Regions from separate parts of the Mus musculus genome. Here all the other regions are linked to region 2. The links are chromatin loops, found by intact Hi-C in ENCODE. Cell type or tissue: gastrocnemius. All regions are shown on one strand.

Evidence for each region. Hi-C counts contacts between places; a loop is a spot of excess contacts. Peaks named below come from ENCODE experiments on the same cell type or tissue, not always from the same donor. Only the 100,000 strongest peaks of a DNase experiment are listed, where the experiment ranks them.
Region 1: a loop joins it to region 2, with 3 times the contacts of the local background. A loop is called at or near these places in 11 of 42 quality-filtered maps.
Region 3: a loop joins it to region 2, with 4 times the contacts of the local background. A loop is called at or near these places in 10 of 42 quality-filtered maps.
Region 4: it touches region 2 in a loop (4-fold over the local background); 15 of 42 quality-filtered maps call a loop at or near these places.
Region 5: a loop joins it to region 2, with 11 times the contacts of the local background. A loop is called at or near these places in 36 of 42 quality-filtered maps.

Annotation. Positions count from the first base shown.
Region 1 is chr5:75,975,634-75,980,633 of GRCm38, forward strand. It overlaps Kdr (kinase insert domain protein receptor), which reads right to left and starts at 2,822. Exons shown (of 30, transcript NM_010612.3): 1 at 2,469-2,822. The coding sequence starts at 2,535. Gm32727 (a long non-coding RNA gene) reads left to right here and starts at 1,699. Exons shown (of 3, transcript XR_868500.2): 1 at 1,699-2,345. In gastrocnemius, a CTCF peak has its summit at 2,958; DNase peaks (open chromatin) are centred at 2,151, 2,581 and 2,885; H3K4me3 peaks cover 3,738 bases; H3K27ac peaks cover 3,601 bases.
Region 2 is chr5:75,868,478-75,873,477 of GRCm38, forward strand. No RefSeq gene overlaps it. Among named protein-coding and RNA genes, the nearest start is that of Gm32727, 110 kb to the right of the region's middle. In gastrocnemius, a CTCF peak has its summit at 2,843 (motif pointing right); DNase peaks (open chromatin) are centred at 1,896, 2,424 and 2,838; H3K4me3 peaks cover 389 bases; H3K27ac peaks cover 717 bases.
Region 3 is chr5:76,038,048-76,043,047 of GRCm38, forward strand. No RefSeq gene overlaps it. Among named protein-coding and RNA genes, the nearest start is that of Gm32780, 2.6 kb to the right of the region's middle. In gastrocnemius, a CTCF peak has its summit at 2,966; no DNase peak of the experiment used is centred here; H3K27ac peaks cover 1,640 bases.
Region 4 is chr5:76,023,514-76,028,513 of GRCm38, forward strand. No RefSeq gene overlaps it. Among named protein-coding and RNA genes, the nearest start is that of Gm32780, 17 kb to the right of the region's middle. In gastrocnemius, a CTCF peak has its summit at 2,939 (motif pointing right); a DNase peak (open chromatin) is centred at 2,948; H3K27ac peaks cover 3,086 bases.
Region 5 is chr5:76,116,343-76,121,342 of GRCm38, forward strand. No RefSeq gene overlaps it. Among named protein-coding and RNA genes, the nearest start is that of Srd5a3, 21 kb to the right of the region's middle. In gastrocnemius, a CTCF peak has its summit at 2,282 (motif pointing left); a DNase peak (open chromatin) is centred at 2,280; H3K27ac peaks cover 96 bases.

The DNA.
Region 1 (5,000 bases), 110 kb after region 2:
AGCAAAGAGCCAAGGCAAATAGCCAATGCCGTGACACTGTGGCCCTCTGAGAACAGCCAGAGGCAGCTGTCCACTGGCTCACCTACACAGATGTGCAATAGTCTACAGCTATGCCACCCTGAATATACCCAACCTAATAAGATGTACATGTGTTGCTGTTACAACTATAGATTTAGTAATTAATGACATATTTTTAAAACATTGGTAATTAAATGACATTAATGAATCTCAGAAGCTAGTTGGCATTGTTAAAGACTTGTGTTTGGGCCGTGATTCTAAACTTTACAGTGTGTTTATTCCTAGACCAACAAATTATGCATTTTAAATGGCATTTAAAGTGACTGGATCACAGATGCTCTTGGTCTGCCCTGAGACAGCTATAGAACTGGGTAGTCATATTCAATTAATCGGCATAATATTTGTCAATATGAAATAAGTCACTGTCCCTAACATAGGCAAGCAGTTAAAATGCTCTTAAACAAGCCTTTCAATAATGGAATCTTACTTTGTTTGAGAAGAAGCAGGAAATGAGAAAACAATTTGTTTGATAAGTAGATTCTAAACATGACTGAGAACCATTAACCTGCAAACAATCACTGGATACGCTCATCTGATGAACTCATTAGTCAGGCAGATGTGTGAGGAAAATGTAGTAGTAACTCGTCACAAACTGCGCCCACTGCACCACCACAGTAAATGGCCTTTATTCTTCAGTGCCAGGAAGCGAGCGCAGAGCCTCAGCGCTCTACCGCTGATCTACACGCCAGAGCCACTAAGAGCTTCTCAACTGTCTCTGTAATAACATACAGCCATAGATTCTCTTAGAGTGCAGGCACGTTGGCTATGCTCATCTTTAAAGGATGCCCCATACCAATACATGTCTGCAATCAAATCCAGTCAATGAGGTTATCAATAACTGGAGATTTACATCAGTGACTAATGCTCATCCATCGCCTTTATTAAACCTCATTCATTTTCATCGGCAAGTTTGGGTTCTGTTCTTTAGACAGCTCATTCTGACTGCAAGAGGTACATATGCTACTATACAATAAAAGCCCTTTTATGTTCAAATCCGATAACCAACATTAATTAATTTGTGCACTGTTATCCTTCCCGCTCAAAGACCAGAAGGAAAAACAACAGCGGCTCTGTCTCGAGACTTGGATGGCACCAATTATAGCCCAATCCAATTAAGCAAGTCACACACTCCAAAAGGGCAACCTCCATCTTATTCAGAGAACGGGACGCTGTTAAGCTGCTACACTAGGAATTCTCTGGGCTTTAAAGCAACTTGCTTCTCTATGGAACCCAGGGCAAGCACATGTTCCAGGCTGTCTTTCTCTTCCCAGAAAGGGGGAGAGTGCGGCCTTCTCAGGAACAAGAGGGCACTCGTGGTGGAGCTAGCCTGATGAACCAAGTCATTATGAGGAAAACTCAATAGCTCTAGACAGGCGATCTTGGCGCCGTATGTCAGTGCCAATGCTTTTAAGCCATGCGATTCTCTTAGGGCGCAAGGAATGTTTCTGCAGAATTGACTTCTTTTTTCCTGATTCTCCATTCTCCAATGGGTGGAGATTGGAAATCTGCAAACTGTGGCTTCAAAAAGGAAATGACAGAGAAATAGAGGAGGAAGAGGAGGAGGAAAAGGAAGAGGGAAAGGGAAGGGAAGGGAAGGGAAGGGAAGGGAAGGGAAGGGAAGGGAAGGGAAGGGAAGGGAAGGGAAATTATTGCACAAAAGCCCAAGAGCGAGTGTGGGCCTAACCTTGAAGCAGAGGGCATTTTAAAACAAGAAAAGTGACCTATAACTAGGTGCCAAGCTCAAGAGTTTCTGAGACTTTCAGAGTTTACCCCAGGACCAGCGCTTTGGAGTCGGTAAGTGGAGAGTTATTTAGTTTAATACACCTGGAGAAGCTGTCACAGAAGAGAAAGCCGCGTCTTCCTCCTACCAGCAAAAATAGCATTCTGCATCAAAGAAAGTTGAGGGAGGAAAGTGTTGCTCTATGAAGAGACCTCACCTCACATAGTCCGTGCGCTTACACGCTGGAGCTAAAGGGGAGCGGAGCCAGAGGCGGATTCCCTGCCCCACACTAGGGCGGTGGGCAACAGCACGGAGTGATTGATGCCAGCCGGGCCGCTTGGCTTGAGCTGGCTTCCCAGCGTTTGACCGCCTGTTCCTGCCAGTGGGAGCATCTCCTGCCCCGGCTCAGGCCGCCTTTCCACTCCTGCCTACCTAGCGCCAGGGGCTGTGACGGCTCCGCAGGACACGCTCCAACCGATGCCCGGGGGAGAGTAGAATCCTGGCTGAGTCATTTCGGAAGAGTCTTTGAACCTCAGTTTCCCCATTGGTAAGTGAAAGAACACCCAAGGGAGGAGGGTCTCTAGAGCTCTACGAGTTAGGTCCTCTTCTATTCCCACTCTCCGCCCGCACCCTACTTCTCCGCCTTACTACTAAAGAGTGGGCTTCTTACCCACAGAGGCGGCTCGGGTCTCCACGCAGAACCACAGAGCGACAGCTAGCAGCGCCTTGCTCTCCATCCTGCACCTCGCGCTGGGCACAGAGCCCAGTTCTCAGGCACAGACTCCTTCTCCGTCCCTGGCCCGCAAAGAAGTCACAGAGGCGGTATGCGCCCCCGCAGCGCAAGACCGGGGAGAGCGCGGGGCACCGGCGCCCTGGCTCCAGCCGCGGCTGCAGCGGTGTCCGCGGAATCGGGTCAGCCAGGTTATCCCGGCTGCGGGACACAGTCTGGGCTTTCAGTCCTGCCGGGTAGCGGTCCGCGCGATCTAAGGAAACACAGCTTACTCTCTTGGGGTCCTGAGGACTCAGGGCAGAAAGAGAGCGCCGGCTACACACTAGCGAATGGGGGCGGGGTCATTACCGGGAGGGGTGGGGACTCCCTGCGTCCGGCCACGCCCCCCACTGGATACCAGGTTTGGGTTTCCCGGTTTCCCACGCCCACTCCCCCACTACCCCGGAACTGTGCCGGGCGGCAAGTCGCATCTGAGAGCAAATCTGGACGCAGCTCGGTTTCTGGTGGAAGTAAAATGTAGCCAGTAATGGGCTCTGAGACACTTGCTGCCCCCAGCAACCTGGGAAGCATCACCAGAAACACGAGGCCCACTGCGCCCTCATTAGGAGCCTGCAAGTGCAGAACTCTCTTCGCCGCTGCACTGAAAGTCCCAAGGGACCAAAAATCCGCCCGCAGTTGGGAGCATGAAGACAAGAACCCCTGAACCTAGATGTACTCGGGGCACAAACTTGCAGTGAGTTGGTCAGTACTTGGAAGTTTTGTTTTATGGTGCTTTGGCCACCGCATCCCCCGCCCCGTCTGAATGTTTTAATTAGAAGATAGGCGCTTATCCAGGTTGCCAACGCCTCTACTGTTTTCTCGTCCATCTGGCAACTTTAAATCGTCCGAAGTTACCTGATTAGCCCTAGAAGACATTTCGGTTGTGAACTCCTGCCTGGCTCGGTCCAGAAAACCCATAGCAAGGAGATGCAGGGAGCTGGCGGTGGTCAGGGCTCCAGGGCAAATGCACAGAGAAGAGCCCCCGGTCCTTCTCCAGTGGCTGCTAGAGTGCTTTTGTCTACCCAGTTCCATGACCACGGTCCCCTACAGTAACTTTGGCCAGGCCCCTTTTCAGAGCTGACCTTTCAGCCAAGATATGCTTGGGGGGAAGAGAAGGGAGAGTTTCTTGCCAGAGGCGCCAGTGTAGGAACAAAGAGGAAACCGGTCCCATGTGAACAGTCCCCCCCCCCCCCCCAGCTATGTAGACTTCAAGTAGCGACTAGAGAGGAACAGCAGCCTTCACCCCTCGTTTTCTTTCCATTCCTTTCCTTCCACGCCTGGGAAATGACAACAAATATCTTGTGACATGTTTTACTCCTGGCAAAAACCAAATGCATTTAGAATGATAGTTTAAAGGACAGTCTTTCAGCCAGACAAAGAGATAAGATTATTGTCTCTACATCGGATCTAAACTACACTGATATGCATGATTAATGATGTAACATGGTGCTTTTCTTTAAAAAAAATAAGGGGGGAAACAGGCATGCTCCTTTATCACGTGCCTAAGCCTCAAGTATGGTGCCAGAAGCAGGTGGCAAACCAGGAGGGTTTGTAAAATCCAGGTTCACTATAAAAACATGTCAACACATAGCGAATCTATATAATAAAATTATACTTGAAGATCTTGGGCATGTTTGGTGTGGGCATCCTCATTTAGCAGAGGCATGCCTGGTCTGCTCACATTTAGCTTTGTTGTATATTCAGCTCCTCACGAATGAAAACTCCGTATGAAGGCTGCTTGGTGTACCTATCGACAGCGTTCTGAAGGTTCTGGCTTGTTCTTTTTATCGGTGTTCCCCTGGGTGTGTGGCCTCTTAGCTAAGAGGTGTATTTACTTGTGAACAGGGTAGAATGTTTAAGGAAACTTCTCTTGCAGAGAGTAAAACAAACTCAAACAAACCTCAGCAAAAGAGCCAAGGAGGGCTGTCAGATCTGGGTAGAGGGAGGGACGATGGATCCTGGATAGGCGAAGGTAGGTCTTCTCCATCCCGGTGGCCAGACAAGGCTTCTCTCGAAGCCTTATTTACAATTCTGGACACTTCCCCTTCTATGTTTTACTTAAGAAGACAGTGTCTCCTCTAATACAAACCAGAACCTGCAGGCCCGTGGTAATCGCCCCATTTAGAATTCTTAGAGGAAACGATGCGTCTTTGATTGGCTATGGCACCCAAATTTAACAGGATCTCAGTGAAATCAGCCTCCTATACTCCCTCCCTCCACACACATAGGGAAATACTTTACACTTGTTTTGGGCCTTTTTTTTTTTTTAAAGACAAGATGTGTTTTAAAAAGGAAGAAGAAAAGGAAAAAAGAGAGGGAAGGAGAGGGAGACGGTTCAGCTTGTGAAGTTTCAGTGCAAGCATGAAAACCTGCGTTTGAGCTTCCAAACTCACATTTTAAAAGGCTCATGTGGTGCCAACCTTGTTATCCCAG
Region 2 (5,000 bases):
ACATTTAAATAAACCAGGAGAAAATGTCCAAAAATTAGGGAATGAGATGCCAAAGTAGATGCAAGGAGGCACTGAGCACAAAAAAATAGACAAGACCAGAAAAGAGCACACCCTTGTTCACATGATAATTAAACCACTCAGTACATTGAACAAAGAATGTATATTGAAGCCAACAAGAGAGGAAATGCATGTAAAGCCAGATCCATTAGAATAACAGCAGATTTCTCAATAGAAAATTTAAAAGTCAGTCAGACTTGAAATTGTGTACTTCAAATCCTGAACTATAATAGTGAACAATCAAGAAGACTGTTATACCCAGAAAAACTATCTGCCGTAATTGAAGGAGAAATTGAAGGGTGAATGCAGGCTAAAGAAACTCACGACCACTAACTCTACAGAGGATACTAGACAGAGTCCTTCAGAGTGAGGAGGTATAATAAGCACATCACAAGGCTTCAGCAAGGAACAAGGGACTCTTTCCTGCCTCCTCACAGCTTGTCCCTTCCTTAGGATGAAATCATTGAGAGGACAATGACACTGCCCTCCGCTGGGACATGGCTTGAATCATCCATATGTGTTGAATAAGTGAATAATGAATAGCTCATTGTGGAAGATTTAAGATGTATGATGCTTTCCTTTGGGAACATTAAGCTTTTCTTTTAAAGGCCTGAATCCAGGTCCCCAGAGACTATTACTAACACAACCATTTCTCTAGAGAGACATTTCCTTTACCTGTCTTTCTCAAATGTGGATCCCTGGGTTCTATGTGCAAAATTGCACACATCCAATCTGCATAAGATTATGCACTCTCTGAGCCCCATTGGAACCAGACTAGATAAAGGATGTGAATGAAAAACCTGGTAATGCCCCCCCCCCCCATGGCTCCTCCATACCATTTATCCACCAGCCTGCTAAGGAAAAGGCTGTACTTTTGAGACAAAATCCAGTACACCTTTCTCCTCACCTGGTGTCAAAACCTGCATCTTAGGGGCTTCGGAAGAGTGTTTCTACCTGTGGCTCGAGCCTGGCTACTCTGATTCTTTCCAGGCTATAGCCTCTAGGTTCCAGAAATTTCTCTGGAGATAATCATGGGGGAGTAGAATGTGCTGTATTTATAAAATGATGAAAACAATTTTTCCACACAGTGTATGGCTAACATGCCAGTAAAGCTTGCCTGGCCAGTCAGATGCTCCCACTCCGACCCCCTTACTCTGCCAAGCTTTTCAGAAATTTAATTAAAAATGGCTTTGATGGTGTGTATCCAAGGGAAACCAAGTCCTGGGGTTAACTATGGGATAAATGAATACTTAAACGGGCTGCTACGATGAAGGAGGGCACAGGAGTGTTTAGAGACACTGGAACACTGCATGTCAAAATATAGCCAATGGCATAAAGAATGTGTCGGGACAGACATTTCTTTGAAGCAGAAAATATGAAATCATAGAAATGAAAACATTTCATCCAATATACTTTTTTTTTCCTTTTTGTTTTGTTGTGACAAAGTGTCTATTTGACACAAACATAAACTTCTCATCTGGAAGCTGAGAAAAATGCCTCTAGAAGACTGGCCTATAGAGAAGTCTCTGGGGTCTTTTCTTGATTACTGATTGATGTGGGAGCACCCAGGTCCCTGTAAGTGCTGCCACCCTGGGCAGATAATTTCATTCGAGTTGTCTAAGAAAGCAGACTAAGAAAGCCCTGAGCAACAAGTTAGTTAGTTAGCAGTATTCCTCCTCGGCCCCTGCTTTAGTCTCTGAATCCATATTCCTGCCTTGAATTCCTGCCCTGACTGCCTTCGGGGACTGAGTATGGTCTGGGAGGTGTAGCTGAAATAAACCCTTTACTCCCCAAGATGCTTTTGGTCATGGTACTGCAATAGAGACCCTAACTAAGACGTGGGGTCTAACTTGTAGCCCAGGCTGGCCTCAAACCTTTGGCAATCTTCCTGCCTCAGCCTCCTGAGGGGTGTGTTTCTAGGTGCACGCCACCATACACACCAAACACAACCTTTTAAAGGAGGGAGTCCCTCAAATATTACTTAACATTGCTCGTCCTTACAGCCTCCCGTGTTAAGCATTCTGTGATCTAAATGCCAGTAATGATGGTTGTTTAAGTAATCTTTGTTTATATACTTTAGTCGACTCTCACACAATTCTCCAAAGTGTCTCTGTGTATATTGCCTTGGACTCGAATTATGTTTTGTGAGAAGAACACGGCCTGCGTTCAACTTGAGCAGGTTAATATTTCAATTAACATGAAGTTTGGCAGAGATTTAATCCTTCTGTGGGTCAATTTGTGATACTATAAAACGGAGCTAGGGCTATTAGATTGCTGTGAGGGCTGGATGAGCTCATACACGGTAGTGTTTGCCAATCACCATCTGGTGTGAATAAGGCCAGGGATGGGGTGGGGAGGGACAGGGAGATAGTGGGGGGATGGCGACAAGGAGGGGCAGGGACAGGGTTGGGGGACAGACGGGAATCAGAAGCGAGGCGCCGAGAAATTCAGCATCAAAATAATATTTCAATGACGTATTTGAAAAAAAAATAAAAGTGATGCGAGGAAAACCCATCACGAGTGACAACGTACCCGAAGCATGAGCCCTGGGTCTGAGAACGAGAACGCTACCATCACGTGTTTGATAAAGGTACAAGGCAAACACGGGGCCCCCAACCGGTCCCTGTCAACTGCTTTCCAGGAGTTAGCTTCTGAGCTGTGATGCTCTGCTCCTCTTCCTCCCTGTCCAGCCAGAAGCTGTTTCCTCCCTGCCTTTGCCTCCACTCCAGCTTTCTCTTCATGACCTCTCCCCGACCTTTCTTTCTTCACGTTCCCAGATTCTCCTGTAGGGGGCGCTGTAGTTCTTTGCTTGGATAGAAGAATGCTAACCTCAGTTTTCTTGGTGCTCTAGAAGGCTGTTCCAAATACTGTCCAAAGTGACTTGACACTGCAAAAGGCAGGCAGCCCGGCCTCTGATGTGGGATACTCATGCACCAGCCATCCAGTCCGATGGCAAACTCATGTGAAAAGCGTGCAATGTCAGAGAAACAAAAAGACAACCAATGTTTATAAGCTATATGAAGCAAGATGAGAAGTCTAGATCCTATGTCCTTGCCAGAGAATTCCTCCAGGGTCTTCTCTTTTGCTTCAAGAATGGGGACAAACCACCTTATTGTCATTGCCACCATCAAATCCCTGTTTCAACCAGTGCGAGCTGCAGTTTACTGGCTGTTGATTAACATACTGGATTTCATTCAGTCAGTACAATATTCTTTGTAGACAGGAGTTACTAGCCCACTTACCAATCGAGAAAGTCAATATTAGAGAGCTTCTTATAGCTAGGATTAATTCTTGCACATTTGTTCACTTAATATACATAGGAAGTATATGTATATGTGTGTGTGTGTGTGTGTGTGTGTATACTTTATATATACATATATTTTATACTTTATATATACATATATTTTATACTTTATATATGTATATATGCTTTATATATTTTATATATGCATATATACTTAAACATACATTTATATGTGTATATACATATATACTCTATGTATGTATTTATATTTTACATATATGCTTATATGTGTGTGTGTATGGCATATGCATCTCTGGATTCTAAAACAGTCCATTTGAACATTAGGGGTTGAATGTTCAAGTGCTTCCAAGGTTCATCATAAAATATAGTTCCCCCAAGCCACAGAATTGGGAGTGGGCAGGAGGCCATAAGAACTCCATCTGCTTTGTGAGTGTGTACATTAGCTCCTTCTGAAGACTCGACCTGTCTGTCCCTTCTGCCTGTCGTATGAAGATGTGAACTCCTTCCTTTCAGAAGATGCCGTCGGCATTAATGATGCTGGAATCTGAGGCAGAGCAGAACCCTAACTAGACACCACAGCTATCAGCCTTGACGTTGGGCTTCCAGCCTTAAGAACTGAGAAATAAAATGTCCATTGTTAGTAAATCAGTTGGTTCAGAGTGTCTGGCTACACAAATGGATGAAGCTTGTTGAGGTAAACAGAAGACAGATCCATAAATGATATGTTGAAGCTCACAGAATGCCACAGAGATGTGACTATTGTCCACAGGAACAAAACCTAGAGTCATCACAGATCAAGTCTGATAGGAGACCTGTCCGGGGCTCTGGAAGAGAGCACATCAGGACTGCAGCCACTAGACCTTCCTCAGTCCCATGTTACCTTCTCTAGAGACCTACTCTCTCATTCTTGTTGCTATGTGCTGTTAGCGTCTACCCTGAAACTTCCGCTGATGTATTGGTTTTGGAAGTGTGAGTCATCTGTCCACACTCTAGCTATGTGGAATGAAGAAGTATAGCTATCTACAGACTTCTACAAAAAGAGGGCATCTGGCTCTCCAAGGAGGGCTCATCTCAACATCTGAGCAGGAACGTCAGATGCTGGTACATCTAGAGGAATGACAGGTGACCACTGAGTCTTTGCCCTTCAGTCACTTACACCTTGACAGAAGAGAAAAATGCACACAAATGACCACACTACATAATAGATGCCCACAGAATGACCCCGACAAAGAATAATGCTTCCTGATAAGGTTGGGGGCCCATTCTGGCTGGAGATAGCACAGATTTAACAAAAACATCAGATGTGGAGAGATAGCTCAGTCAGTAAAGTGCTTGTGCTGTGTACACATGAAGACCTGGGTTAGGATTCCCAGTACCTACACAAAGGCCACACATAGTGGTATCCCATCTGTAATGCTAGTATGCAAGGAGCAGAGACAGTCGAATCCCTGAGGCAACCTGGTCAGCCACACTAGCCAGTGAGCTCCAGAGTCAGTGAGAGATTCTGCATCAAAGTAAATAATGAGGTGGAGAGCAACTGAAGAAGACAGGGCAGACACCTCCAGCCTCCACATGCACGTACACACACACATCACATGCATATTTGGGAATGTGTACACATTATATGTCACATATATGCACATACCATACGTGCACACTAAGGAAGGTACCACACACC
Region 3 (5,000 bases), 170 kb after region 2:
AGTTCTGAACTGACATCCATGTGTGACAACATCCTAAAGATGTGGGTTGGGGAAAACTAAAATTTGAACTCAAGTAGATAAGATTTAGGCAGTCTGCAGTGGGTGTGCTGTTTGTTTCTTATGGCCACTGAAACAAATAACATAGTGTCTCAAAACAACTCTTAAATCTGAGACCTAAAATTAGTCTCACATGACTAAAAAGCAAAGTGCTGACAGGACTTAGCTCTCTCTGGAGGCTCCACAGATCTTTTCTCCATCCTGTCCATTTTCTAGAAGCTGCCTAAATTTCTTGTTTTGTAAAACCCTCTATCAGCTCTAAAGTTTTTACCATGTCTTTCCTCCTACCTTTGATCTGTTTGACTCAAGCCCCTCATAATTAGCCTGGACCCATGCAAGCAATATAGATCAGATCCACTTCTCAAGATCCATAATGTAATCATCTCTTAAATTCACTCTGTCATGAGACTAATAGAATCCATGGTTTGGGGTTTGGGGGTTGGACTTTGGAAAGCCATTAATTTATCTGACAATAATGCTTCACGAATTGTTCTTTAAATTGTGGGCCCTGTATTGGGAAAGGGGGGTGCACCAGAGATGACCACTCAGACACAGTTTATAGCCAATTGAAAGTCTTTGTTTCACCCATCTGGGACTACACTCAGGCATTAAAAACCCAACTGTAAGAGCTTTTTAAAGGCAAAACCCACATCCTGGTATCTCACTCTGCAGCCACAGTGGGGAAAGGTTTTATGCAAGCAAGCAGTTTAACAGAAGCAAAGATAAGTTGGCTGGGGTATCTGATCTCAGGTTTCTAAAATAGAGTTGGGTAAAATTTTCAATGGGATCCTCCATCAAAGAAAATAAATTCTAAAATGGTCTCAGCAAGAATACAAGATAGAAGAACCTTTGTGCTGGGAAAAGCAAAAGAAATTTGTCCTAAATTTTGTTTTCAAACTCCATTTAATCATGGGGGGAAACTAAGTTCAAAGTCCCAGGCTCTGGGGGTAGCTGGGGACTTCTGAACAGCTTCTGTTGTAAGGAAACAGTTGTCTGAGCCCAGCCATCTCAAGGACAACTTCTCCATCTTTCTGGCAGAGTCAAACTAAGTTCATGTTCCCAGGCAGGAACCAACTATCATGATTGGTGGAAACCCTTTTGTTTAGCCCCTTATGTCAAAATATGATTGGACAATGCTCCAGCCCACCCTGTTCCCTCTCACTTTATGGTTTCATCCTTTAAATATGCTGTACCTCTTCCCTTCAGGGTCGCAGTTCAGTTCCTGAATCTGTTCACATGGCTCAACAATCAGTAGAGGCTTGATTACAGTAAATTTTTGTCATCTGAATTGACTTGGTGCTTGAGTTATGCTGGATCTAATCAGATACCATAACACTCTGAACTGTCGTCTCTGTCACACCTGGACCAGAGGCATTACCATCAGTTGGTAATTTGTTTATTCCCATCGTAATGATCATTATTATTACTAGAGTAGAGGTATGTGTGATATAGTACATGTGTGGAATCAAAAGGCAACTTTGTGGTATTGATTCTTTTCTTCCAATTTTATATAAGTCCCCAATGTTGGCATCAGGACCTCTCAAACCTGTGTCATCACATAGGCAACTACACAACCTACAGACCTGTTGCCAAGACGACAGCTACCATGTTCCCAGAATACACTTGGCTCACCTCCCACCTTTACCTGTGTTATATCATTTCCATATACATTAGGGGAATGCCCCTCCCCTCTCTCTTTTTTTCCCCTTCTCTTTCTGTCCCCACCTCTTCCTCCCTCTCTCTTTCTCCCAATAAACCTCTCACACGTGGAGCTGCTTGGGCCCAGTGTGTTGTGTTCAGATGCCAGCCGCTATTGTAACACATCACCCAAGATCAGACTCAGGTCTCTAGGTTTAACAGAGCAAATACCTTTTACCCTCTGAGCCTTTTTTCTGCCTAATTTCTTAAAATGCAAACTCCCAGGCCTCCCTCCAAACCTACTGATAAAGAAACTCTAATGGCCTAGTAAGCCTTCGGGTGGTTCCGACACATGCAAGTTTGAGGGAAAATCAAGCAGGCCCAGGAGACTGTGGATATATAGAATCCACAGAGGCAGAGGATTCGCAGGCTCTCCTTATGCTGAGACAAGGTCAGTGCCATCAGAGCACACAGAGCCTGAATCCCATGAGGTGTAGCATTAACCTATTCAAATCCACCCAGTGAACATAATGTGCTGAAGAAATGATCTCTCTTCTAGATCTGCCAATCAAACCCTTCTTATCAGGATGTTACACTAACAGAATCCAACCATGTAAGTTGTAGAAGTGCTCCAAAGATGACTTGGTGACTTATTTGGATTAACAAACATCTTCAGAGTAACTATGACACAACCTTACCATTTCATTTTCCCTTCTAGCAGGGTAAGCGCATATCAGGGTTATCTCCAGACTCCGAAGCCCAAAGAAAAGAACTGCAGGTGACTTCCCAAGAGGTTTGATTTAGGGCAGAGGACAATAGCCTTTCCAAAGGCAGAGAAATGAGGCCATTTAGAATTGTGCCTCCCAGAGGCAAACAGGAAACAGGAAGCTCTCTGTTAGCCATACTTACCCTGCCCCCAAGGGCAGGAAAAGCAGCAGGAGAGGCCGGCTGTAGGACTTATTTTGACCCAGCCCAGGAAATAAGATGGCTTATTCGATGTGGAGACCTGGGTTGTAGCTGTGGAGCACACAGACAACCTCTGCAATCCAGCTGGCTCTGCCTGACAACCTGATAATCCATGTAGTTTTAACACCGAACACTGCGGAAATGAAGAGCCATGTACACTCAAGACACATTAATTAGGTTTTAAACAAAAGAGAGATAACGTATTTTTTGTCAGGCCGCAGTACACAAGCTACCTTCTATCTCCAAAACGTCTCCAACAGGGTAACACTTAAGTCACCAAGGAGAAGAATAAAAAGGTGCACTGCAGCGCCCCCTAGCAAACACAACAGTAATAGGAAGAGCTAGCCCAAACCCAGAGATGCAATGATCCCTCCAGAACTTGGCACTTGAATATTCAAGGATTTGGACATAAGTTAAGAGGCAGTGTGTGTAATCAAGATAGTTGACTGAGACCAGGAATAGGGCAGTAAGAATGAAGAGGGGTCAGAGATTCCCACTTGGAAACTTGTTAGAATGGCTTCACAAAATTAACTATACTAGAATAAAATCGAGTTTGGAGCAAACAAAAATCCATCAAAGCTCTGGATTTGATCACTTGGAAGGGTCACAGGGAAGGCAAGTATAGAATGTACCAAAATATCAACATAAATGCTATCACAATTAAACATTTTAATCCATGCCTTTAATCCCAGCACTTGGGAGGCAGAGGCAGGCGAATTTCTGAGTTCGAGGCCAGCCTGGATTACAGAGTGAGTTCCAGGACAGCGAGGGCTACACAGAGAAACTCTGTCTCGAAAAAACCAAAAGAGAGAGAGAGAGAGAGAGATAGAGAGAGAGAGAGAGAGAGAGAGAGAAAGAAAGAAAGAAAGAAAGAAAGAAAGAAAGAAAGAAAGAAAGAAAGAAAGAAAGAAAGAAAGAGAAAAGAAACTCTCTTCAGGACACTGAAAAAATGCTTGCATAATAGTCCTGTCGCACAGATGCAAAGCCAGGGACCACATTTGTGGAAGAAAATCAGCCAAGTTTTCACTTACGGATGAGGTATGGCTGCATTTATTTGAACGCATTGATCCTAGGCATTACAGGGTAATTCTAATCATGACCTTTCTTCTGTGATCTTTAGAAGTGCCCGCACGGGCAACCTAGCTGCTTGAAGAGAAACACAAAGAGTTATTTTGTCTTCATAGGACTGGAATCAAGTGACTCTGTCACAGGCTTTAGACCTTCCACCCCAGACTGTACTGCATCCTGGGTCTCTCTTGTTCTGAGTATTTACAGGTTTCCCTAGCTCATCAGACTGCAGGTGGCCATTAGGGGACTGTCTACCCTCTGACCATTGTGAGCCAATTTGATAAACCCCCTCTTATAATTATATATACATCCTGTTGGTTCTGTTCCTATAGAGAACCTTGACTAACACACTTCCTCTCCACACACAACTTCAGTCACTAGATGCATTGAGTCTTTTTTTTTCTCAGAAACATCTGTATCTCTGCCCCCTCTTCATTCTTACTGCCCTATTCCTGGTCTCAGTCAACTATCTTGATTACACACACTGCCTCTTAACTTATGTCCAAATCCTTGAATATTCAGCCAGAAGTTCCAGGTCCCTTCAGTACACAGGGTCAATGTCCCTTGTGCGTATATTTCCTTCTCCCTGGAAAAGAAGTTCCCTTATCTGTATCACCGTATCGCCTTACTCTGATAACTATTTTAGTAAGACATAACTTCCACAACACAAAGGGTTCACAGGCATATAGCTCTTTAAGTATTTACATTCGTGTGCACAGAGACTTAAGGCCAGATCAAGAGAGCAAGCATTTCCAGTGCTTCAGTGGGCTCTTTTGTACCCACTCCCAATTAACACTTTTTGTTACCCAAAGGTAACCGAAATTACAGTTCTCAGAACAGTAATCGTCACTTGGCTACTTTTAAAAGTGTATGCAGAACCATAAGTGTTGTGATTATAAAAAGATAAAGAAATATTAAGATATGGTCTATGGGGGTGTGGTGAGGTGTGGGGGAAAGGGGTGCCTTGGCAGGCCCATGCCAAGGCTTCCCTTTCCCCTGGGGGACCAGCCACACAACGGTATAGTATAGAATAGAGTTTATTTAGGGCATGGGGAGGGGAGTTAAGAGAATAGTAGTGGCAGAGAGAAGGAGAGAGTAGAGAAGTAAAGACCAGCCATGACCACGTGGAGAGAGGGAAGAAGGGAATGGGGAGAGATGGGGAGCAAGGGAGCAAGAGGCAAGGGAGAGAAGCAGGAGTAAGAGAGTAAGAGAGGGAGGAGGGGGCAAGCAGCCCCTTTTATAGTGGGCCAGGCCTACCTGGCTGTTGCCAG
Region 4 (5,000 bases), 160 kb after region 2:
CAATCTCCTTTCTGCTTAGAGTTTTACAGTCTGATTACGCCCTGCGTTTCCTGTGCCAGCCGTCAAAAGCAAACACACACACACACACACACACACACACACACACACACACCAAATAGAGCTCTTCCAACCTTCATAGAAGATAGGATACATCACAGAACCAAGAAATAAGCGTTATAGAGTTAAGATAGGTAAATCATGGTGCCAGTTTAATAAAGGAGCCCATTAAGAGAAAACACAGAGGTTTCAGACCGTTGCTATTCTTTGGAGAAGGCAAACTATGGGCTAAAAGTTTTTAAGAGTTGTATTCAAGTTGTGTAAGCAAGTCTTCCCTAAATCAGCTGCCTAAAGAGAAGGCTGTGTCATCTTCACCTGGAATCCACCAGAAATGGACTCAAGAACAGAATCTTTGGGGCAAGCTTCAGCAGTAGCAACAATGGAACCTAGAGAAAGCATGAAAAGTTCGTTTGTGGCAGATACTTCCTATATAGCTAAGACCGGCCTCAACTGTGAGATCACCAGGCCTCAGACTCCAAAATGCTGGGGACTACAACCTTACACCACCACGCCCACCTCTCAGTACCTTTACTATAAAAGGTAAAGCCACATTTATTAAGCCATCTTTTTGGTTTTGTTTTTATTTTTTTTAAGCCAGGAAAAAGCTATGGAAGAAATCAGCTGATCTTCTCTGCCAGGGTGTGTGAAGAGAATTCTCTTTTACAGATCAGCTGAACAATGAAACCTACTGAGGAAATGTTAAAAAAAAAATGTAGAATTTTAGCAAAGGCCCCCAACCCTGAGGATTGGCACTGATATTGAACTACTATAAAATAAACTGCTTGATTATCCTCTAGGGTCTGAGGAATGTATCTACGCGAAGGGAAATTAATTTAAGAAGCAGCCTGCCAAGTGGGCTCGGGGAAGGTGTTTTCTCTTCAGGAAGCTTTAGCTGGAGCCCTGAAGCAGGAAGGCAGGATTCAGAAAGAAACCAGCAGATCCCAGAGACTCAATGGGCTTCGTGCAGCAGACACACCATAGCTTCCTTCTCCATGTGGGGAAGAGTAGTTGAGGGGCCGTGGGGGCACGGAATGAATGCCATTGGACCATCCTTATCGCCATTATCTGGAAATTCCCAAGCACCGTTCACTTAGGGGACATTTGAGACTTAGACATTCTCCAGGCCGTGGGTTTCTTGACATCTTTTAAATTTCTGTTCCATTTTGATATGTGGGAAAGCCATACTACAGGGTCTCAGCTGGACTTCAGGATGTTCTTCCATGTGGAGATATAACAGAGAAAACCATCTGGTGTAGGAAGTGCCCGTCTAGTTTAAAGCCTTTATGATTCTATGAAAGATATATACTGTTATTATTAATTGGTATAAATATCTCCTGTACATGGATAGCTCTCATCAGCATTTATACCTACTATATTATTATACTTTATTCTTCCTGAGCATCACACCTGCTTTCTCTCCTTCTCAACACCCTTCCCCCAAGCCCTTTATAAAGCCCATTCTCTTAGGACCTAATCTAAGAATTCATCCAGGTCTGACATATATACCTCTGGGTGATTTACTAAAGCAAATTGTAAGAAACTTGCTAAGCTCCTAGAAAATTAATCAAGAAAATATTCAGGCTCATGAGGGGGAGGGAGGAGATAATGAGATTGCTAACCTACAGGTAAAAAGTAAACACCGTGCTCTTTAACACCTCAACAAGTGGCTGAGGTCCCCTGAGCCAGTTGAACCATTGCCCTGAGACCACAGCACACTAATGGAGACTCCAGGTCCACCACCAGCTCACACCATGTTTCTAGGCAAATTAGGTAAAAAAAAAAAAAAAAACAAAAAACAAAAAACAAAAACTCTTTCCTTGAGGAACTTCCATTTTTCACCTACTAACAACAACAACAAAAAATCATTATAATATAGTAGTAACGTTTAAAGGAAACCTATTTCTCTGGGGCAGGAGAGATGGGAGATGGTTCAGCAGCTAAGAGCACACATTTCTCTTGAAAAGGATCTCAGTTCAAATCCCAGCACCCATATTAGGCGACTTACAACTGCCTGTGACTCTAGTTCCAAAGGACCCAATGCCACCTTCTGGACTCTGTGGGTACCTGCACTCACATTCCCACACACGGATACACACATGTGCACATAATTCATATTAAATAAATAAGTAATACAATCTTTTAAAAGATATTTAACCTTCTGCTCAGGCTAACATTCCATGTAAGTATATATGAATAGGTTATGTCTGTGATGGAAATTATGCTCTGTGGACAGCCCTTTGTTCGGTCCATAACTTCCCCAGTGGTACTCACACCCGGATCATCTCTTGGATTTGTGGCTCTCAACACAAATTCAGAGAAGCTCTGACTTCCGTGCATGGCATCTAGATCAGCTCCAGGCACATGGTATGTTTTCCATAGTCGTTGAATGAATGAATGAATGAATGAATGAATGAACTAACCAATGGAATACTTCCTTAGCCTAAGAATCTACTGCAAATTCCTGACCTCATGTACAACAGGCTTTATGTTAGACATTTGTACACATTCCCTTGACCACTCAATTCTACCATAGTTACTCTTTGCCAAGTCATTTTTGAAGTCCTTCAACTGGTAACTTGCAAACCTGACAGGTCTGTCCTGCCCCAGGGGCTGCTATATCCATTATGAACACAGGACTTCCTGTATGGCCAGTCCAAGGGAGAAAAGGCACAAAAGGCCCATAATCAAATTCCCTTTTTTGCCTGCAGAGACAAAGTTATTCTCTGTATTCAGCCTAGACATGTAAAGAGATCTGTATTGACAGAGAAAACCAGGGATTTTTGTTGTTGTTGATGATGGTTGGTGTGTTTTTGTGTTTGCTTTTTTGTTTTGTCTTGTCACCTGTGAAGGTAACCCCAAGACTTACAACATCGTCTGAAGTGTCCCAGCCACTAGATGGCACCGAAGCTCAAATGTCACAGCACTGTAGAACACTTCAGCCATGTCTTAAAGAAGATAATAATACCAACAATAGCCAAGGCATCACTAAGCACTTGCTAAGTTCCAGGAGCTCTTCCAACATCAGTATGCACACCATTCTCTTGAATCGTTACAGCCCCTCGAGGTAGGTCCTGTAACACATCTATCTACTTTACAAAGAAGCTGAGCCTGACTGGCAAGTGTCTTAGCCAGGATCACACAGGTGCAAAGAGGCAGAGCAGAGACTGCTAACCCAAGTCAGCAGGGTGTGAGGGATGTTGGACTCCCCAGCCCAACATCCCTCACACCCTGCTGTTTCCTCCTCCAGAAACACTGACCTCTGACCTCGGTGTGCACATGAGCCGTGGCCACCACGGATTATTTTTGAAACCCCACAGTATGGAAAAATCCTCTCTCTGAGGGGAACAAATGAAACTCTCTTCAGGCCACTAGAGCACATTAGGCGCAAGCCAAGATTTATCTGTTCTCATATTTACTCAAGGGCGCAGCCTCCAAAGAACTCACCCTGGTGGTAAAGACCTGGATTACCGCCTATCCAATTTGGCTGCAGTATCATGTGGTGGAGGGTGCCCCAGGAAAAGCAGGAGACCTGGTTCTCCTTATTCATCCCAGGATGTAGACTATTTCTTGGCTTCTTGAGGGCCTGGGACTATATTTGCTAAAAAAAATAAAGACCAGTGGGATAAGGATATACTGCCAAAAATAGATACATTAAATAGAGAATAATGTGTGCTTTCCTCTTTCCAAGATGTGTGTGTGTATCTGTGTGTGTGTGTGTGTGTGTGTGTGTGTGTGTGTGTGTGTGTGTGTGTGTATCTGTGCGTGTGTATCAGGTGTTCACCTGCTGTTGTCGCTCAATGATGCGGTATTTTATGCTCTTCCCGGCTTTAAAACTAAGTAACTGCTTTGATCTTCCTGGTTCTTTTCTTTTATAACCAAAGCCTCTTTCCAAAGAACCATTTTTAAAACCCACATCTCACCAGAGCTGCTCTTCCTGGAAGCAACCATTCGCCCCATTATCAGTTCCTAACATAGTGTGAGGTCTTTCTCCACTCACATTCAACTGGCATCTTCTGCCTCAACAACTCCCGCTCAGCCCCCTCCTTCACCCTGAATAGACAGAGCAGATTCCAACCTCTAACTACCTTCATCTTTCTGTCTGCATATCTCTCTGCACCTGTTGGGACTCCACTGTCACCATCAGAACCTCTGGCCTTTCTAGGCTTCCTGACATCCTTTAGAAAATGATTCCCCCAGAATCTCACAGCAGAGAGATGAGAACATCACCTAAATCAGACTTCTCAGTCCTTCTCATCTTAAACTTTGCAGCCTGAAAGACATCTGACCCTATAGTGTTGGGATTGACTCTTCCCTGAATTCCTTAGTCTGAAGAATAATTACTGCCAGCCCCTAACACAACCTGGGCACACAACTCAGGCAGAGAAAGGAAATACTGGGATAAAGTGTGGAGCAGAGACTGAAGGAAAGGCCATCCAGAGACTGCCCCACCTGGGGATCCAGCCCAAACCCAAACACTATTGTGGATGCCAAAAAGTGCTTGCTGGCAGGTGCCCGATATGCTGTCTCCTGAGAGGCTCTGCCAGAGCCTGACAAATACAGAGGCAGATACTCACAGCCAATCACTGGACTGAGCACAGGGACCCCAATGGAGGAGTTAGAGAAAGGACTGAAGGAGCTGAAGGGGTTTGCAACCCCATGGGAAGAACAATAATATCAACTAACCAGTACCCCTGAGAGCTCCCAGGAACTAAACCACCAACCAAAGAGTATACATGGAGGGGCCCATGGCTACAGCCACAGCAGAGGGTGGCCTTGTCTGGCATCAATGGGAGGAGAAGCCCTTGGTCCTGGGACTCGATGCCCCAGTGTAGGAGAATGCCAGGGCAGGGAGGCAGGAGTGGGTGGCTGGGTGAGGGGAGCACCCTATAGAAGCAGGGGGATGGGATAGGGGACTTGTGGAGGGGAAAACTGAAAAGGGGATA
Region 5 (5,000 bases), 250 kb after region 2:
TCCATGTTTGCCTGCGCTCTTCTGAGTACTGAAAGGCTGTCCTGTGGTCATATGCCACCTATAAATTCACCAAAATACATCTTCCTTCCCCATTGAAGTGACACGACTTTCTGGCCTAAGTGGCTTTGTTTCTAGCCAACAACAAAAGAAGGAATCTGATTAGGAAAAGTCTCTTGGACTGGTTTTCTAGATCCTTTAATACAGTTCTTCATGTTGCAGTGAACCCCAACCGTAAAATTATTTCCGTTGCTTCTTCACAACTGTAATTTTGCTACAGTCGTAAATTGCAACATAAATAGCTGTGTTTTCCCTATAGTCTCAGATAACCCCTGTGAAAAGGGTGTGTGAGTACTCGAAGGGGTCTCGACCCACTGCCTTAGAGTGAACTGGTCCCAAGAGTTGCAGGTCCTCGAATGCAGTCACACTCTATTTAGGAAAGGGGGAGGGGGAAACACAGTGGAGGAGGTGGGGAAGAAAGGCACATTCTACCAGAAAATGTACAACATTTTTTTGCCTGTGAACACATTTTCACCTGTGAATCCCCAATCTCCTCACTTCCCGTGTGTGTGCGTGTTTGTGTGTGTGTGTGTGCGTGTGTGTGTGTGTGTGTGTGTGTGCGTGTGCATGTGTGTGTGTGCGTGTGCGTGCGCGTGTGTTCTGCTTGCAGTTCTAGATGTGTGTGTGTGCTCTCAATGGTTCCTTTCGCCGTGCCTGGTGCTTCCTGCCTATTGTGGTGGTGATGGACGCTTAGGAGCTCTGGAACCCTCGAAAATAAACTCATGGCTCTAGCTGCATATGTAACAGTGTGGTGCTTCATCACAGCAATAGAACAGCAACTAAGACACTTTGTCTGAGTCATTAGATAACCCAATGAGAACTAGGACCAGAAGAAGCACTTTGCTCTTGGGCTTTGGTCTAGACAAGTTTGGTTTATGTTAAAAAGGCAGCTTTGTATCACTGAGAATACCTTAGGCTTTAAAAATTAGAGGACAGTTTCTGTTTAGCGTTTTGTTGACTGCCAAGTTAAAGAGAGAGAGAGAGGGAGAGAGAGAGAGCAAGCTTCCTCCATATAATGTAGAAGATAGAATTACTTATGGAGTCAGGCAGACTGGGTGCAAATTCATTCTCTACCCTGTAATAGATGCTCCAGGACAAGTCAGTTACTGTCCACACAGCCGTTTCCTCTTCGAAAGTGGAGGTGATGGGCAGTAACTACCCCATCGCTTTACTGTGGCAGTTGTGCCTCACATCAGTCTCTGTACACAACACCTAAGGTATTTCCTAACCTATATTAGCTCTCACTAGAGAGTTACGCAGACAGAAGACCAACAACAGGCTCCTCTGAGATTGGACACTGGAGCAGGAGCAGTGACACATGCAAGCTCTCCGGGGGACTGCTGTGGCAGTGGCACAAGGCTTAATGGGAACTGGAGGTCAACTTAATCTACACCGAGAGTTTTAGCTAGCCTGGACTACATAGCCAGATGCTACCTCCAAAACAAAATCTAACGGGTGCTGGGCACGTCTTCTTTTTTTTTTTTTTTTTTTAAAGATTTATTTATTTATTATATGTAAGTACACTGTAGCTGACTTCAGATACACCAGAAGAGGGCATCAGATCTCATTACGGGTGGTTGTGAGCCACCATGTGGTTGCTGGGATTTGAACTTCGGACCTTCAGAAGAGCAGTCAGGTGCTCTTACCCACTGAGCCATCTCGCCAGCCCCTGGGCACATCTTCTTAAGACTATGTTTTATTATGAGAAGACATTCTTCCGGAAGATGCAGTCTCTTGGATATGGTGTGGCTGGAGTAGGGATAAGATGACCCCGTGGAAGTGGAGGTTAATGACTGCATGCATTGGTTCCTTTCCAGAAAATGTAACACAAGCCTCACAATACTCCTTGTATTAGGCAAAATGGAAAAAGAAATACTTTCTTTTGCTCCATAAAAAATTTTACCAAGTTATCTGAGCCTGACAGAAGCTCGTGAGCAGTTTTCCTGCCTCCATTGTTATTCCATTAAACATCTGGTTATCAAACCCGGACCAAGGATATTATATAATTGGAGATCAACTTTATACCTTGCCCCCAAGAACAGATAACATTTCCTTCTGTTGGTCCAGAATACAGAGCACATAAGGCTTACCTTCCATAGATCATAGTAACGAAAATTACAGAATGAACAAATCAAGAAGGGATTGCATAGGTAATATTAAGTTTGCTCAACCGTTTAAAAACAAGTTTCAGGGAACAAAATACAGGGCATTAGCGCCATCTGCAGGCAGAAGTCCATTTGAAATGGGAGGCGGATGAATCATGAGAAAGGGTACTGACTGATACAGGTGGTGGTACAGGTGGCAGATGTGGCCCACCCTGCATCCTCCAGTAACACCCATGTGGCTACTGAGCATCTTCGGTTTATGTTGTTTCATTTGAAATAGGATCTTACGACACTCAGGCTGACGCTCCTGACTTGAACTCCAGATATCCCTGCCTCCTTTCCCTGACTGCGGAGCTCACAGGCATGAATTCCTTCAAGAAGCTGATATCGGGAAAGTTCAAACTGAGTTGTTCCATAAACACAAAATACAGAATTTAGAAAGTATAAAGTGGAGAAAAGGCTGTGAAACGTATTGAGTACAGTGTTTATATTGTGATTACAGTACATACGGCTACTTCACTATTATTACAACTATTATTTTTACCTACTCACTGTGACTGCTAGAGATGTGAAAGTTCACATTGACACATACATATATTAAGTTCATAAATAAATATTTTTTTAAATTGAAAGGGTTGGCAAGGGGTCAGCAAGTAAGGTCATTTGCCACTAAAGTCTGACTTCCTAAGTTCAGTCTCTGGACCCTCACAAATATAAAGAAAGAACTAATTCTCTCCTTCTAGTCATTTGTTTTCTGACTGTCACATGTGCATACACACACACACACACACACACACACACACACATATATATATACATATACATATATATATATATATATATATATATAACACAAACCTGTTATATATATACACATATATACATACATTTGTGTATATATACATGTATATATATATGTGTGTGTCATATATATGTATATATATATACACACACACAGTAATGGCTTATATACATATATATGACTAAATAAATGTAGACATATGAAAGTTAGTATATAGCTCACACCATCTGTTTACCAGGTGACACCAACTTCCGCCCTACTTTGCAAAATGGGGGCCACAGACAAGCTGCAGGCTCACATTCGTTACCCAGGAGCTGGTTAGAAACACAGACACTCAGGCCCCCATCTTCGGTCTACCGAAGCAGAACTTATAGTTAAGCCAAACCCTGGGGTGACTCTTGTGCATATTGTGTTTGAGACTGGCTAACATAATCCAACCTCCTGGTAACTCAGAGTAATGGCTTGTCTGTAGTTATCTAGCTGGCTCCCCTAAAATCTGATTCCCCAGTGGTGTTTAAAGTACTGCATGTCCCCCAGCCAATACTACCTCACCCAGCATACCACTGATCTCTTCAAGGTACACACACACACACACACACACACACACACACACACAATTGCTACTGCTACACTGGGTGGAGGAAGGGCACTTGAAAAGGAAAAGGAAATAAAATATTTTTTAGATATGTAAAAAGATACCATGTCCTTGGGAATTTTCATAGCATATTCTGCATTTGTGCAAACCGCTCACTTACATAAAGAACCTGTGCTTTCTAAGCCTATTGCTACAAATAACATACTTCAACCAAGAAACACAGAGTTTGGAATAAGACACATGTATCCTAGCTGCTGAGTAAGTAAAGACCTGTAAAATCGATTCCTCCACACTATGTAGACAGGAGGAAGGGTTGCCATTTTGACATGGGGCTCCTTGCAGGAGTGTCTTATCCACTGGAGGTCTGGGTTCTCACAATACAGTTAGCACATACAAAACCTTGAGACAAACTTTATCAGATGAAAAGATTTATTCTGCTGATGGGGTTCTACATCTAGGGAACCCTGCCAACTCTTACATTGCCACATACAAATTCAAGAAAACACTATAGCTTGTGATGAACGCTGCTTTCATGCCCAAAGCCCCTTGTAACCAGGAGCACTGTTAAAAGAAAGTTCAGACTCACACGATGCTTGATAGACAAAGGACAGTGTTGCATGGAAAGATGAGGTCTCCCTTATAATAATATTGGTGGATAATTCTTAGGGGAGACAGGGCTTGAAGATTATTTCATTCGTTTTGCAGAGATCTTCTTATGATCTTGGTTAAGCCTAATCAATTTCCCGTATACAGCACATGCAGTCCACTCCTTTCTCTCACAAAAGATCAGGTTTTTTGCATGTCAAATGGAAAATGAGTTCTCTTGGGAAGTGGACCTTTGTGCCATATGGACTGATTATACCAGAGAGGATAGGAGATACATTTACGACGTTCTGTTTAATATGATGTAAGGCGGAGAGGAAGGAAGGCTTGCCTCCCACTCTCTTCCTCACAATTGTCCCATTTCCTCATGTTTTACCCATTACTCATGTCATGTTTTGTCATTAACCTAAATAAAATAATAGGACTCCGGTCCCACTTGATATATAAAATAATAAACTCATGATGAACTAAAGAGGGATGGTGGTCACATCAAATTGTTAAAATAGTAATAGCAACAGAAGTACTAGACTCGAAGTTTAACTTATACCTATCATTGACTTGGAGTGAATGCACACTGACAGCATTTCTTCTGTTCACAGATGTGCACCCACATGTTAACACCAGGCACTGCTGTGGGCACCAGAAGCACAAGAGGAAACTGAGCAGCTCCTGCCATTTGTCTTAGTGAGAAAAGACAAACAGTAAGCACACAGTAACTAGGTGCAAAGAAAATCAGAATGTAGCCAGACACGTGAAGAGCAAGGGGAGGAAGATGGAGGAGACAGCAAAAACACAGTAGATATCTATCGCCTCATAGGGAAGACGGCGTGGTGCACTG